Linked DNA regions of Homo sapiens: region 1 is linked to region 2. The links are chromatin loops, found by intact Hi-C in ENCODE. Cell type or tissue: gastrocnemius medialis. All regions are shown on one strand. Links, peaks and the distances in the headings refer to the core of each region. The heading gives the core; the rest is flanking DNA.

The links. A loop is a pair of places that touch in the nucleus more often than their neighbours do. Peaks named below come from ENCODE experiments on the same cell type or tissue, not always from the same donor. Only the 100,000 strongest peaks of a DNase experiment are listed, where the experiment ranks them.
Region 1: a loop joins it to region 2, with 2.3 times the contacts of the local background. A loop is called at or near these places in 3 of 110 quality-filtered maps.

Annotation. Positions count from the first base shown.
Region 1 is chr3:102,203,367-102,208,747 of GRCh38, forward strand. No RefSeq gene overlaps it. Among named protein-coding and RNA genes, the nearest start is that of ZPLD1, 230 kb to the right of the region's middle. In gastrocnemius medialis, for the core only: no CTCF peak of the experiment used is centred there; DNase peaks (open chromatin) are centred at 2,495, 3,235 and 3,593; H3K27ac peaks cover 820 bases.
Region 2 is chr3:102,112,161-102,117,541 of GRCh38, forward strand. No RefSeq gene overlaps it. Among named protein-coding and RNA genes, the nearest start is that of RDUR, 170 kb to the left of the region's middle. In gastrocnemius medialis, for the core only: no CTCF peak of the experiment used is centred there; no DNase peak of the experiment used is centred there.

The DNA.
Region 1 (5,381 bases), core at 185-5,184, 91 kb after region 2:
TAATAATATTTACTTTATATATCGGAGTGCTTCAGTGTTGGATGCATATATATTTACAGTTGAATCCTCTTGCTGAATTGACCCCTTTATCATTATGTAATGACCATCTTCATCTTTTTTTTACAGCTTTTGTCTTGAAATCTATTTTATGTGGTTTAAGTATAGCTACTCTTGCTCTTTTTTGTTTCCATTGGCTTGAAATTTTTTCTATCCCTTTATTTTCAGTCTGTGTGTGTCTTTATGGGTAAAATGTGTTTCTTGTAGGTAACAAATCATTGGATCTTGTTTTTTATTCCATTCAACCATTCTATGTCTTTTGACTGAAGAGCTTAGCCCATTGAAATTCAATGTCATTATTAATAAGTGCTTACATCTTCCATTTTGTTATTTGTTTTCTGGTCTTCTTTTCCTTCTTTCCTTTTTTTCCTCTGTTCCTTTTAGTGAAGATTTTCTCTGCTGGTATTATTTAATTTCTTGTTTTCTATTTTTTGAATATCCATTGTATATTTTGATTTGACATTACCATGAGGCTTGCAGACACTATCTTGTTACTCATTATTTTAAGCTGGTGACAACTTAACACTGTTTGCATAAACAAATTAATAAAGAAGCACAAAGAAAGTTAATAAAAACTCTACACCTTAACTTCACCCCTGTACTTTTTAACCTTTTGTTGTTTCCATTTGCATCTTATTGTAGCATTGTACTATGTCTTGAAAAGTTGTTTTAGTTACTATTTTTCCTTGGTTCATTGTTTAGTCCTTCTATTTAAGATGAAGGGTTTACTCACCAATTACAATTTTGTAATATTCTGTTTTTCTGTGTGCATACTATTACCAGTGAGATTTGTATCTCCAAATAATTTCTTATTGCTTATTAACACCTTTTTCCTTCTGATTGCATTTCTTGCAAGACAGGTCTGAGTGATGTAATCTCTCAGCTTTTTTTTGTGCGTAGGAAATTCTTTATTTCTCCTTCATCTTTGAAGGATATTTTTGCCAGATACACTATTTTAGGGTAAGAGTATCTTCCTTCAACATCTTAAATATATCATGCCACTCTCTCCTGGCCTGTAAGGTTTCCACTGAAAAGTCTGCTGCCAGATGTGCTGGAGCTCTATTGTATGTTATTTGTATCTTTTCTCTTGCTGCTTTTAGGATCCCTTCTTTATCCTTGATCTTTGGGAGTTTATTAAATGCCTTGAGGTAGTCTTCTTTGGGTTAAATCTGCTTGGTGCTTAATAACTTTCCTTTGATTGATATCTTTCTCTATGTTTGAGAAGCTCTCTGTTATTATCCCTTTGGATAAACTTTCTACCCTTATCTCTTTCTCTACCTCCTCTTAATAACTCTTAGATTTGTCCCTTTGAGGCTATTTTCTAGACCCTGTAGGCATGCTTTATTTTTTTTTAATTCTTTTTTCTTTTGTCTACTCTGTGTATTTTCAAATAGCCTGCCTTCAGGCTCACTAATTCTTTTTTCTGTTTGATCAATTCTGCCATTGAAACACTCTGATGCATTCTTCAGTATGTCAATTGCATTTTTCAACTCCAAAATTTCTGCTTGATTCTTTTTAATTATTTCAATCTCTTTGTTAAATTTATTTGATAGAATTCTAAATTTCTTCTCTGTATGATCTTGAATTTCCTCAGAACTTATTTTGAGTTCTTTGCCTGAAGGGTAACATATTTTTGTTTCTCCAGGGTTGGTGCCTGGTGACTTATTTAGCTCATTTGGTGAGGCCATGTTTTCCTGGATGGTCTTGTTGCTTGTGGATATTCATCTGTGACTAGGCATTGAAAAATTATGTATGTATTACAGTCTTTGCAGTCTGGACTTGTTTGTAATCATCCTCCTTGGGAAGGCTTTGCAGGTATTTGAAAGGACTTGGGTGTTGTGGTTTCAGCCATATATGCATTGGGGGCCTGTGCCCACTAACACTGTGATTTTTGCAGACTCATAGATGTGCTGCCTTGATAGTCTTGGATAAGATCTGGAAGAGATCTCTGGATTACCAGGCAGAGACTGTTTTTCTCTTTTACTTTCTCCCAAACGAACAGAGTCTCTCTCTCTCTCTGTTCTGAGCTGCTTTGAGTGGGTGGTGGTGAGGTGATACAAGCATCCCTGTGACCTCCACCACTGGGATTGCAGTGGATCAGACCTGAAGCCAGCACAGCACTGGGTCTCACCCAAGGCCCACTGTAACCACTACCTGGCTACTGCCTATGTTCGCTCAATGTCCTAGGGCTCTATAATCAGCAGGTGATGAAGCCATCCAGCCTTGTGTACTTTCCTTCAGGGCAGAGAGTTCCCCTATGCCCCTTGTCAGGTCCAGAGGTGCCATCTGGGAGCCAGGGACTGGAGTTAAAAACCATGGAAGTCTACTTGGTGTTCTAGTGTACTGTAGCAGAGCTGGTACTCAAACCACAAGATGCAGTCCTTCCCACTCCTCCTTCCTCTTTCTACAAACAGAGAATCCTCACCCCATGGCCACTGCCGCCACAGACCCATGAGGAGTATTGCCAGGCTACTGCTGATGTTCCCTTGAGGCCCAAAGGCTCTTTAGTCAGCTTGTGCTGAATGCTGCTTTCCCTGGGACTCACCCTTCAAGGGATTGGCCTTCTCTGTGGCCCAGAGCAGGTCCAGAAATGCCATCCAAGAGCCACAGCCTAGAATTGTGGACCCCAAGAGCCCATTTGGTGCTCTACCCCCTGTGGCCAAGCTGGCACTTAAGGTATGAGACAAAGTAACCTTTACTTTTCTGTCTGCTTTTCTCAAGCAGGAGTCTCTTCCTGTAACCACCACAACTGGGAATGTGCGGAGTCTCACCTAAAGCCAGCGAGTCTCAGAGTCTTACCCAAGGCCCATCAGGTACTATCTGGGTATTACTTCTGGTTATTCAGGGCCCAGGGGCTCTTCAGTTAGCAGGTGATGGATTGTGCTGGGACTTGGTCTTTTTGTTTAATGCTGCTGGTTCCTTTATGGCCCTGGGTATGTCTAGAAATGCCATCTGAGAACTAGGGTCTGGAAAGGAGGCCTCATGACTCTGACTGGTTCTTTATCCTGTTGTGACTGAGCTGGTATCCAAGGTGCAAGACAAAGTTCTCTTTACTCTCTCCCCTCTCCTGAAGTGAAAGGAAGGGGTGTTTTTTGGAGCCATGAACTGTGCAGCCTGGGGTTGGGGAAGGAGTCACACAAGCACTACTTTAGCCAGCCCAGCTGATGTCTCACTAGGTCATGTGCTCGCCAAATTCACTGGCTCTGAGCCCAGTTTAGCACTAGAACTTGCCTAGGAGTTGTAGTACTTGTGTCCTAGACTGCCTTTCAAGTTTATTTAGAGCCCCAGAGTACTTTAGCCCGAAGTAGTGAGGCTTGCCAGAAGTCAAGTTCTAATTGCTGGGATGGGTAATTCCCTTCTGGCTAGGGCTGGTTTAAATGTTCCTTCCATGAGTGGGCATCAGCTGAGTTCAGCCTGGTTTTGCTTTCTGCTGTGACAGGGCACGATTGAGTTCAATGCAAAGTCTCACGATTGTTGTGCTTAAACTCTTCCAAATGCACAGATTCTTTCTTCACACCATGCAGATGTTGCTAGCAGATGGGGGAGGGGTGGCATCTGTGACTCAGGAGTCTTTCCTACCCTCTTCAGTGTCTCTTTCAGGGATATGAAGTTAAAACTAGGTGCTGTGAGGGCTCACCTGATTTTTGGTTCTTATAAAGGTGATTTGTGTGTGTGTGTGTGTGTGTGTGTGTGTGTGTACATAGTTGTTAACTTGGTGTCCTTACAGGACATAGGATCATTGGAGCTTTCCACCCCTCTCCCACAAGTGCAATTTTGTTACATGCATATATCGCACTGTGGTGAAGTCTTGGCTTTTAGTGTATTTCAGACATGTTTAAGTTTGCTTCATTCCCAGAAGGAGGTGGATAGGCTTTCCTGGGCAATTAGGGATGTCGGGGTGGGTGGGGAGCATCTGCTTAACTCCCAGTTTCCAGGCAGCTTGCTTCAAAATGTTTCCAGACAAATGCATTTCAAAAAGCAATAAATTCTCAGAATAAATTCAGTTCTGAGCATTCCATGGCTGGTTTTTAGCCCACAATTTCTTTTCCATCTTGCCAAAACAATTTCTGAGGAAAAACTGCGCAATTCAGAGTGATGGCTCAGTGACAGGAGACATTTTTGCCCATGTGAAGGATCTTCAGATCCTGATTCTAAGCCAGAAGGGCATAGATTTTTTTTCTTAGATTGGCCAGGATGTTTTTGCGGATTTTTCTTTCATTCCCTGTAAACTTCATCCCCAAATTCTGATACCCTATTGCTGATTTCTTCAGTTTACCAGCAAAAGTTGTATTTGACATTGCCTGCTCTATGTTTATACCATATCTTTAGTCATCTGTTTGACTTTGTTGTCTTAATTCTTTAACCTTATATTTTATTACTTATTTCTTATTTTTTAGAGGTATTGCTCTGTTGCTCAGGCTGGAGTGCAGTGGCATGATCATAGCTCACTGCAGCCTGAACCTTTGGGCTCATGCAATCCTCCTGTCTCAGCCTACTGAGTAACTATAACTAAAGGCGTGCATCACCACACCTAGCTAATGTTTGAATTTTTTTGTAGAGATGGGATCTCACTGTATTTCCCAGGCTTGTCTCAAACTCCTGGCCTCAAGCAATTCTCCTGCCTCAACCTCCCAAAGTGCTGGGATTGCAGACATGAACCACTGTGTCCTGTCCTTAACTTTAAGTTGAAGAAGAAAAATATGCAAATAATTTTTAACTATAATCTTATTTATATTTTACTTTATTTAATAGCATCCCAGAAGAACAGACTGATCTGGTCTTATCATCCATGAGCTTTCTTCATTGTGGATCTCCTCATTCTTCACTCTGTTTCCCCCACTCTTTCTCTTCTCACCTGTCCTACCTCCTTGGCTCTTTCTTGTTTAGACATCCTTTCTCTATTTTTAATATTCTCTCTTGATTTAATCTGCTATGTCTCCTGAGCTTGTTAGGCTCATAGTGTCGGGGAACCTGCCCCGATATTCAGGTAGGTTCTTTCCTATTTTCCCTAAGTGTTGGCCGGCTTGAGAAATAAAGGGACAGAGTACAAAAGAGATTTATTTTAAAGCTGGGCATCAGGGGGAGACATCACATGTCGGTAGGTTCCACGATGCCCCACAAGCTGCAAAAACCAGCAAGTTTTTATTAGGGATTTTCAAAAGGAGAGGGAGTGGGTGAATAGGTGTGGTCACAGACATCAAGTACTTTACAAGGTAATAGAATATCACAAGGCAAGTGGAGGCAGGGCAAGATCACAGGAACACAGGACTGGGGTGAAATTAAAATTGCTAATGAAGTTTCGGGCACCATTGTCATTGATAACA
Region 2 (5,381 bases), core at 75-5,074:
TCAATATATTCACTATACACACACACACACATCTTTTGCTATACTGGCTCTTTTGGAGGTAAAAAGAGAAAACCGATATAGTAGTATTCTAGCAAATGAATGCAGAAGTTGGGGTTGTGTGAGGGAAGAAATGAACATGTATAGAGTGTATGCTGTGTGTTTGGCATTTTACATATAAAGCATGACGTCTGTTTAGGAACCTTTCCTATTAACCCCCTCTTGTTACGGGAAGGGCCTAAAGTTAGGTGGTTGCAATTGAAGAAGGAAAAAATGGAAGCAGTAATACAAGCTCAGGTAACCTCTACATCTTTCCTTTTCTCTTTATGCCACATGTTAAGTGTTAAACCCTATATCAGATGCAAAATTTTGAAGAATCCCTAGTGATTTTGGATTTTACATAAAAACCATTATTTTCTGGCAAAAAAGTGCTACTTGAATAAATAATTCAGGTAAAAGCAGATTTATACTTTTGGAATAAATTGTGGACTTTTAGAATTAATTTTAGCTGAATATGCTACTTATGAGATTATTGTCTACTGAACCAGAGGAGCCATACTGACATTTATCTATGGTGATCTTAAGCATTTTTATGAATTTATGTTTTGGGGAAGACATCATTGGAGTAAATTATGCACCTCTGCTCTTTAGCTGTCATCTATAGCTGATTGCTTCTCTTCTGGTTTGTATGACCTGTTCCAAAGGCAGTTCATGTTGGAGATGGAAGAACAGAGTAAAACCCACAATTGGCCTCCCTTTAACTAGTCAAACTAGTTAACCCAGTTACCTTTACAGTGTGGGTGACAATGTTTTATGATATTTGAAGGATCTAAGGAAACAATAAATATGATAATGGGTGACATTTTAATGGAAACCTATTGTTTACACACACTTTCACCATACATTATTTAATTTTTATAAAGAATAAAAGAATTATCTTGAAAGTAGAATCTGACTTCAGTTGTGTTATGCAATGCTGGAATTAGCAGAAAAGAAGGCTTAGAGTTGTCCAGTTACAAACTTCAGATACAAAGGGTTTCTGACATAGTAGAAATTCTCCATCTCAACTTAGGAAAGGAAAAAACAAACACATGGACAAACAAATAGGGACAAAAACTGAAAAATGAGGAAGAAATTCCTTATGCTGAAGACTGAATGTCAGGAGGAAGTTTCAGCATTTCTTCCCCCATTTGAATTTACTCTTTGGAATGATTCTTAAATATTTAAGCCTGATAGCTAGAAACTGAAAAATCGACACTCCCAAGTCATGTGTAGATTTTTAAGTAGTGACTCTTCTCCTTTCAAGGTTGATGATGATGATGATGAAGTTAATGTTTACTGAGACTTACCATGGATCACATACTGTGCTGACAGGTTTACAGGAAATATGCCATAATCTTTCCAATAACCTGATTAAACAAACCCTACTATCTCCATTTTCAAACAAGGGAAAATGAAGCGTAGAGAGGTTAATCGACAGCTAGTGAGTGGGTGAACTGACTGGATATCAGATTAACTGACTCCAAAGTCTGCATATTTAATGATTATACTTTACTACAGGGCAGACATTAAGGATATTGTAGCAGAGTTGTCTGAACAAAAATGTCGCTATTTTGCAATACATTCTAATCAGGTGAGCTGCTCGGTCAAATTTCCGACAGATCACTATTCATGTTAGTGGCCTTTGTGAAGCAGCCTGCAACACCTCGTGTCATGCAAGCCATTCGGCTGAGTTCACTTCTCCACTAGACCGCTGAGAAAGCTCACGGTGCCTCCACGAGGCAGTCAACATGGCTCGAAGTGAGGAGGCTGAGCCCACTCAGCAGCAGCCCTGTCATCTCAATGTTTGGCTTTGTTGCTATTACTGGTCATGTCTATTTTATGGATGAAAAACCTGAGGTTCACAGAGATTTTATCAAATGTTTTTATTAAGTTGTTATTTTTGTTAGAGACCAGATGACAACATTTTGGATTTGAAGAAATTTTTGTTAAACATAAACAGCATGAAAAATAAAGGTCTCAAGACCTCCCTTGACCTTCCAGCTACTCTGGAAACTCAATAAACACTAGAACATTAATCAATCTAGATAATTTCTTTAAGAGTAAGAAGCTTTCTATATGTGGCTCTATTCTAGAAACACTGGGTTCTAATAGAGAAGAGATATTCCTCTGGAGAGTTTTTTTTTTTTCTCTTCTCAGAATGGTGGCTTCCTTTTTCTTGCCTTTTGAGAAAATGTGTGTTCTGTCAGCAGCTATGAGCACAGATCTGGGTGCCGATCAAGACTTTGACGTGAGGCCTGAGAAAACGCAGAACTGAGGTAAATAGTTCCAGGAAACACTATACAGCCTGTCACGATGTTCTGCGGTATTTCAAATGTTTTAGAAAAAGGTGAACTTGAGGTGAATATGAAAAAGATAAAGGTTCATTTTAGTCTGGGAAACAGAAAATTCTGGAAAGCAAAAACTGAATTTTTATTTTCAGTGTTATATAAGCATAGCTTTTTGCTTTCATTAAAAAGAGGAAACATTAGTGAACTTGAGTTTGGGGCACACGTCGAATAAAAGCTAAGTCTGTTATCATGAACCTCAAAGTTCTTCATCATTTGGCTTCACTGATTGCATTGACTACCACTCTCCCCCTCCCTCACAGCTCTCTTGTCAAACAGGCCTTCATTAATTTCCTTGTACACTTGCTTTAACCTAAGGAACTTTTGCATTTGCTGTTCCCTCTGCCTGAAGTGCCCTTCCTGCCCTTCACATAGTGGATTTATTCTCACCCTTCAGGTCACAGCTTAAATGTTGTCTCCTTGGAACACCATTGCTAGACCACCCTAGTCAGCCGCTGTGCCTCCCCTGCCCCTCCATCTTGTGTGCTCATCTGTGGCTCTCCTCTCCTTTGGGACACATGGGAAAAGTGTACTTTCTTGACACCCTTACAGGTGGGTAGGACTCTGGGACAAGTGTTGACCAACAGGACATAAAAGTGATGTGATGGTGCAGTCTCATTACCCTTGGTGTTGTCCAGGCATGAGAGCAACATGGACCAGATCCCCTGGCAATGTGTGGCGTATAAATGCATGAGTAAGAAAGCAAAACACAGAAAACACAACTTTGTTAAGACACGATATTTTTGGGATTGTTTGTTATTAAAACGTAACTGCTCCCATCCTATCTAAAACATTACCATATTTTATTTTCTTCAGAGCACTTTCTCCTTTTTGAAATCATTTCTCATTTATTTATTTATCATTAATCTATCCCCCGCCCCTACATTGTCAGGTACATTTGTAGATACACAATACACTAAATGATTAACTTTTCATGGGGTCTGTGGATCCTCATCAATCTCAAACAATCTTTAAAAAGCCTTTCAGAATAGCCCTTAGGCCGTCTGCTAACTACTTAGTCCTGAATCTGGTAAATAAAGAGATGTCCATTGATGGCCCTTGTTGAAATAGGCGAGGTGCCCATTACCTCAGTGCTCTCCCTGCCTCATCCATTTATCCTGATAGAGGAAAGCTGCCTAACTAATTCTGGAAAGTCTATAAACTGAGCAGGACCAGACAGAATGAATATTGTTTCCAGTTCCTAATGAGGGTCTCCTCCAAATACGTACTCTAGGAAGGAAGAAGGCATGTGTTTCCAGAGTCTACACAGGTTATGTTCTCTACCATATGTTCTCCCCCTGCCTTGACCTACTCATTCAGATAGACTGAATCAACTGACTCCTTCCAAATGGCACATACAAGGAAAGTTTGTGTTTTCTACCACGCTAAGAATTGAACTAATCAACACCTTTGTGATTTTCCTTTTTACTTGGAGTCCTTAGAGGCTTTGTTCCATGCCAGTCTCTCCTGGCTGCTATGGCCCCGGTGCTCTGGCTTCAAGGCTCAAGACTGGGTGGACTTTCTGGGCTCACTGGCTTCTGGCTCTGCTCTCCCACTGCCACTTCCCAAGCACCCCACTAGGCTCAGCTACCTGTACGGTTGGAGGTGATCTCTGAGCAAGTATGGGTATTGGTCATGCACTGCCTTCCAAAGATGGAAGAACCTCACATATGGGCGACACTACTCTACTCCTCTTTGCTCCCTAAAATTACCTTTGTCTCCTGCTAGGAACTGGGATAAACCATGTTATATATTACTTTCAAGTTTTCCTTTACTTACGCTGTTCCTTCTTACCTTTCATTGATCGGTTAATTCCTAATTATTTTCTAAGACTTGGCTCAGGCATTGTATTCTAAGCATGTGTCCTATTGGGTTAAAAACCCCTCCTCTGTGGCCCAAACAGCACCCCAGAAGTACTTCTGTTTAATTACCTATCATAAAGTACTAAATGATGTGTTTACTTCTCTCTTACTGGACAGTGAGTTCTCCAGTGGCAGGGATTTTATCTTATTTATCTTTTTACTTTCCATGCTTGATGCATATGAGAAAGTCTATGAAAGTCTGATGAGAGACTCCTATTCAATTCAACATTTCAACCTATTGATTCATTAAAAATTTACTGAGGGCCTGCTGTACACCTGAGGGCCTGCATAATCATTAGGACCAGCCTTAATTCAATTCAAATCTGTTCTAGGTCTTGGCTGAATCCGCATTTTTAAGCAAGCACTTCAGGTAATAGGCAAGAGAAACACGATGACCCGAACCATTGCAGCTCACCAGCCTTGCCTTGGATATGTTAACTCTGTAAAAACACCTTTAAGGAATGTCTCCATCTAGAAAATAAAGGGGTTGCATGGCATCAGACATTTCTAAATTGTGTTCCCTGAAGTGTTGCAGGGGTTGGTGAGAGGAATGAGGATGAGAAATTATTGAGTTGACCTTTGTCTGTTTCCCCCTTCCCCTGCTCCCGCTTCTACCAGAGCATCTCCTCTTTTATCTGTTTTATATATTGAAGGTTCTAGATAATATTTCATTTGAAGAGGGATTTGTTGCTTTTAAATAAGTTTTTAAAATTTTGATAAAAATTACGTATTTTCCAAAGGCCTTTCTGCTTCTAGTGTTCTAAGAATTTAAGGGCTTTTTGTGTTCAAAGTACTGTGTGGGGCACAGGGCACAATAGGGCATGTGAAGATGAAGACATTGCCTTTGACCTCCCTGGAACTGACAATTTAGCAGAAGAAACAGACTTGCGTTAATGATATCAGGAAATCTGAATAAAGGTAGTGGAAATAAGGGCGGGGAAGAGAGTACTAAGTGTGAGCTGCCTGTGGGAATCACCCATAAATGCAAGCCTGGTTGTATGGTCCCTATCCAACCCCATCCTAATAGCCTGATTGGTGACTGGGACCTTTCCCAGGTCTTGACACAAGGCCCTTTCTGCTTCCCAATTGACTTTGACACCCCAGTTCTTAGCTTCTTGCTTTGATTTTTATTCCT